Linked DNA regions of Homo sapiens: region 1 is linked to region 2. Evidence: chromatin loops called from intact Hi-C (ENCODE). Cell type or tissue: heart left ventricle. All regions are shown on one strand. Each heading gives the region's core, and the rest is flanking DNA. Links, peaks and the distances in the headings are about the cores only.

What was found. Peaks named below come from ENCODE experiments on the same cell type or tissue, not always from the same donor. Only the 100,000 strongest peaks of a DNase experiment are listed, where the experiment ranks them.
Region 1: a loop joins it to region 2, with 2.6 times the contacts of the local background. A loop is called at or near these places in 8 of 110 quality-filtered maps.

What each region holds. Positions count from the first base shown.
Region 1 is chr12:27,323,230-27,326,157 of GRCh38, forward strand. It overlaps STK38L (serine/threonine kinase 38 like), which reads left to right. Exons shown (of 14, transcript NM_015000.4): 14 at 1-2,730. Among named protein-coding and RNA genes, the nearest start is that of BMAL2, 8.1 kb to the right of the region's middle. In heart left ventricle, for the core only: no CTCF peak of the experiment used is centred there; no DNase peak of the experiment used is centred there.
Region 2 is chr12:27,673,743-27,676,670 of GRCh38, forward strand. PPFIBP1 (PPFIB scaffold protein 1) reads left to right here. Exons shown (of 30, transcript NM_003622.4): 16 at 25-85; 17 at 450-479; 18 at 2,686-2,857. Among named protein-coding and RNA genes, the nearest start is that of REP15, 21 kb to the right of the region's middle. In heart left ventricle, for the core only: no CTCF peak of the experiment used is centred there; no DNase peak of the experiment used is centred there; H3K27ac peaks cover 419 bases.

The DNA of each region.
Region 1 (2,928 bases), core at 239-2,738, 350 kb before region 2:
ATTTTCTTGTGACAAGAGAACTTCTTTTTTTAACAAGAGGACATGGCATTATTTTAATTTGATTATGGTGAGTTGAATTTAAGACATGACCATGAAGGCTGCTTGTAGAATTAGTGTATTTTTATTAAACTATTTTTTTAAATGTCAAACTTCTATCATGTAAATGGACTTATAGAGAACAAAAAGCTATTTACTTTGGTTTTCTAGAAAGTTGTTACATATCATGGCTGGTTAACTTTTATTTCTTTTGATGAAAATTTTTCCTTTGATAGTACTTGTATTATTGTGCCATTATTTTCTTATGCTCCAAATGTACCAAAGATCTTGAACAGAGTGGATGTTCACAACTGAGTAGAATTTTCCTTTCCTGTGGGCATGCTGTATTCAGACCTGACAGATCTTTGATAGAGGTCAGCTTATTAAAGGGCAATATTGTTCTTGTTTAGCTACATCACTGTGGTGAATATAGATGGAATTAAGGAAGTAAATGCAGGCCAGGGGGTTGTGATGAGAGGATAGGGGAGATAATATCAGCATCAAATTCTTTGGGTATCTCTCTAAGAATTAAATAATCTTTTCTAGCTTAATATTTTAATTCTAATTCAAACAACTCTGAGGTTTTGGTTTCATTAGTAATAGTTGAGGAATAATATACTAGCAAAGAATGGCCTAATGTTTGTCATAACTGTTAATGGATGAAATTTTTTAAAGATACAACCATGATAACCATTATAAATGATCTATGATCAAAATCTAAAGTGATGAATTATTTGTAGGAATGTCTTCCTAATGGGGAAGAATTGCATAGGAGCATTATGCAAATCTACACAAGCTTTTATAAATGTTGCTGCTGGGTAGCTCCACAGTGTTTCATAAGGCCATCCTGTTTCCCCCAACTCCCCCATTTTTGGTTTGTTTCTTTTTAAATATTTGTTGAGTACTTACGTGTTTATCTAACAGTTCACTTCCATTTTTCTAGTCTGGATTTTTTGAGTATTTAGGAAAGAGAGCTATTAAAAACTGGGGATTTCTCAATGTGACTAACTCTAATTTTTCTAATTATAACTGCCTTTAATTAACATAATATTAACTTTTGCTGAGGTTTATGAGATTTTCTCACCCCACATCGCTCCCCTTTTTTTAAAAAGGACTGTTTTGCTAGTGTGATAATGAATAGGTAAGATATGAGATAATTGCAACATTGTCTAGTTCTAGTATGGTAACTATTCTTGAAATGGTATTGAAAAATACCGTTAATTCAAATTGACAGAGATTGATAAAAAGAAACTGATTTACCTAAGTTTACTTTTTAATTGCATAATAGAGCATTTTTTGTTTTGAGTTCCCTCATTCTTATTACCAGAAAGAGCTTGCAAATAGTTTTACTTTCTTGGCACTGGAAGGGTAGTTCTGGAAAGCTACTTTGTTGAGAGTCTCATTCTTCCCTGGAGTTAATAGAGTGATTCACAATCTTTGGGGTTTTCTCCTCATCAAAAGCATTTCTTAAGTGCCTATCTAAAAGCAATTAAAGACTGTGTCTGCCCTTTAGAAGCTAAGAATTTGATTCATGATGCAAATTAACTAGATAATTTGCAAAGTACCCTTGAGATTGAATTTTCTCTATTATATATTTCCCATATTTCAGGTGAATAATTTAATTTAAATGACAAAACCCTATCTAGTCAACTGGGCATAATGACATTTTCTTTAAATTAGACTCTATTTTGAATTAAAAGAGTTTTATTATAAACCGTGTGTTTTTGGTTTTTCTAAGTATATAGAAAGCTTGTATAATTCAGATTTATCAATTTCCTGATTTAATGTAGACTTTGACTTTTTTATTAAAAACCTTTGTATTAAAGCAAGTTATGTTATTTTTCTTTTATGCATTTATTACTAACATAGCTTTAAATCTTTAAATGTATTGAAGCATTGTGCTGTCTGAAAATAAGGAATTGCTTATAAACCAGCCACTTCTGAATACAATATGTAGCTGATTTAATAAGCTAGTTAGTGAATGGAAAATAAGTGTGGAGTATTAAAAATGTTCTTTGGTTGGTAAGGCCTAAGATAGGGTTTCATTTATTTCTATACTTTTTCTGTTTTTTAAACACCTGCATATTTTTATGTAAATCTCTAAATTTAAAATATTTTAAGTACATTTATTTTTGGTGTTTTATTGTATAAAACCTTAGACAATCAATCAGTCAGTCTTTACTGACAGGAGCAGCAGCTATCTGTCTTTTGCTGATCTACAAATAAATGAATTGAGAATTTAGTCCATAGAGGTCCCTGGCTACCAAACACATTCTCCTTTGAATTGTTAAAATTCAGAACATTCAAAATAACTGTTTTGCTACAACCCATGATTATTTTCCTGTTGTGTTTATTTAAATTTACTTTCTCTTTAGAAGTGCACTTATTTCTGAAAAATCTTAATGAAACAAACGCTTAGAACAAATATAAATATGAGACACTTGGGACTACTAGAGATATTTTAGATTTTTATGAAAAAAATGTGAGGGGATATTGCTGCTTTAAAAAGGAATAAAGTAATAAAAATATATCTCAGCTATTTTTTTAAAGCAATATAATTCAGCAATTGTCTAGAAAAGTAATCATGAGGCTACTGAGTTTGGTGTTCAGTTACTGAGTTTCAAAAATGTTTTGGTGGCATGAGGACAAAATTTCATTGAAGGTAAGATAAGAATAAAAACTATGTTTACAAAATTTCTGTTGATGAAGTTTTTTGGTTTTATTTTTGAGTTTTGAGATAGGTGTTACCCAAAACTCAAGAAAGACTATTTAGTTAATGTAAATTACTGTCTAACTTTTACACTTGAAGATCACATCAAGAACAAAATATTTGAAGTTTGTATTTAAAATCTCCATTCAAATCTGTAGCTAAAAACATATAGGCTACACGAA
Region 2 (2,928 bases), core at 170-2,669:
AATTGTTATTACTGTTATTTTTAGAACTTCAAGTCTGCAGAAGTCCAGCAGCCTGGGCAATCTGAAGAAAGAGACATCTGATGGGGTGGGTTCTGTGTTTTTTGTTTTTTTTTGTCTGTTATCCTGAGAAAAAACTATTTAGGGATCTTCATCTTTTCCCTTTTTGCAAATAAAACTCTTATGAAGAGCTTGTGGTTTTTAGTGGAAAATTATTAGATGTTAGGTTTAACAGTAAATATTAAGAAGTATGAATATGAAGGATTGAAAATAGTATGTAAAACCAAAAATGGAGACTTTAATAAAACATTTTGGAAAATAAACAATACTAAGATTTTGTAGCTTAGAAGTAGATATAAAATTATTTTAACTTATGGAGTTGTATGTGACAAATTCAGAATTATACAAAGGATTTCCCTAACAACCTTAAATATTGTTATTGCTTTGAACAGGAAAAGGAAACTATTCAGAAGACTTCAGAGGTAACTTTTTGTCCAAATTACAATGCAAAAATATTTCTACTTCCATTACATGTAAATTGCTTAAATGTCTCCAGTAGATAAAAACTTTCAGAACCTCTAGAACATTATGCTAAATGAAGCCAGACACAAAGTTCACATATTATATGATTCCGTTTATGTGAAACATCCAGAACAGATAAATCTATAGAAATAGAATGCAGATCGGTGGTTACCAGTGGTAAGAGGTGGGAAAAATGGGGAGAAGCTGTTTAAGGGTAAGGGGTTTTGCTTTCGAATGATGGAAATGTTTTGGAAGCAGGTAGAGGTGGTGGTTGCACAACATCGTAACATACTAAATGCCACTGAATTGTGCACTTTAAAATTGTTAATTTTGTTATGAATTTCACTTCAGTAAGTTATTAAAAAACAAAACCATAGTCTCTCAGTCATGCTACTTAATGTTCCTAATGACCATAACTGAGCTTCCTTAGACCTCCCCAAAAGCCCTTCTTAGATTACCATTAGATTATACACCCGGTGCCCATCTAAAGCAAACATTTTGGTATGTTTAAAGATGTCGTCAACATGTGCTCAATTCTTCTTTCCCCTGATTTTTTTTTTTTTTTTTTTTTGAAATGGTATCACTTTGTCGTCCAGGCTGGAGTGCAGTGGTGCAATTATAACTCACTGTAGCCTCGATTTCCTGGGCTCAGGTGATTTTCCCACTTCAGCCTTTCAAGTAGCTGGGATTACAGGCGTGCACCACCATACTCGGCTGTTTTTTTTTTTCGTTTGTTTTTTTTTTTATTTTTTATTTTTTAAGTACAGATGAGATCTTGTCATGTTGCCTAGGCTGATCTTGAACTCCTGAGCTCAAGTAATCCTCCCACCTCTGCCTTTCAAAGTACTGGGATTACAGGCATGAGCCACTGTGCCTGTTCTGTCCTCTGATTTTCTGTCATTAACCTTGTGAAGATTACAGCCTGATAGGCTACCTCCAGATCCAGTCTCTTGACTGTTGGCTCTTAGTGCCTGAGTCATATGTGGATAGAATTGACAAAGCAGCCAGTGGTGACAGCTATAATTAAAATCCTTGTTGTCTTTTCAGTTCAATAAATGGTTAAATGATTTTGACGTCATTGTTGAGCCATGGATGATAATATCACTAAATTGTGCCATCTGTAAACTTTTGGTTTCTATGAGCTGTAGATATATAGAGTAAAATAACCACCTAAAATACCTATATCCCCTCACCCTTTTCTCTGCTTCTGTAAAAAAAGAAGCAGAGGGCAAGAATTATTTCTACTTCTGCAAAAAAAAGAAGCAGAGGGAAAGAATAGAGAAATGAAAACAAGAAGACAAAAGTATCTTTGTATAAAGGACACCCACTTCAATAAATGGTGCTGGGAAAATTAGATATCCATATGTAGAAGAATGAAATTGGACTTCACCTGTCACCAAATCAACAAAAATCAACTCAAGATGGATTAAGAACTTACATATAAGACCAGAAACTATAAAACTGCTAGATGAAAACATAGGGGAAACACTTCATGACATTGATCTAGGCAAAGCATCTTTGTATAAATACTAAAATAATATACTGTGTTACAGCTGGCTCTAATTGCCCATTCAAAGAACCAAAAAGCTCAAAATAAAGTTGCTCACTGTGCCTTCATTTTCTTATTCTTTGAGGAGAATATTTAAAATAACTGGAATAGAATCTCCTTATACTGCTGGTATAGAAGTTTGAACTAATGCCTGCTTTGTAGAATAATTAATATTATATTAGGCTTCTATTGACAAAGTTATAATATAAGAATATGAACTGTATTATAGCTAAATCCGTGACATAATTGTTAGAAAAGTCAGAAATCTGCTGCTATTATTCTGGTTATGTAATGTCTCCATGTCTTTTGAGGAATGAGGCAAACAAAATTTAAGAATTTTTGTATCCTAAATATTTAAAGCCCTAGACATATCGATTCTAGATTAGTGATGAACATGTTTTCCTTGTTGCTTTTGTTGTTGTTTCTTAAGTAGCTTTCAGAATTGATTTTTTTTCAACTTCTGATAAGGCATTTGACATTGGTGATCAATGTATTAGTTCAGTTATTCTTTTGAATAAACTCATGGATGTGGCGTGAGTGAGTATTTGCTGTTAGCCTGGCATGTGCTGAGGATGCTGCACCTGAGAGCTGTTTCACTATTCTTATTTGCCTCTCAGGACAGAGCTCCGGCAGAAAGCAGGCCATTTGGGACCCTTCCTCCCAGGCCCCCAGGGCAGGACACCTCCATGGATGACAACCCCTTCGGCACTCGAAAAGTCAGATCTTCCTTTGGCCGGGGCTTTTTTAAAATCAAAAGTAACAAGAGAACAGCAAGTGCACCAAACTTAGGTACGTATGACCAAAATGCCTTTGCCCTAATTCTTCCACAAGGAGGAAAAGAGCAGTGTCTTCCCTTCCCT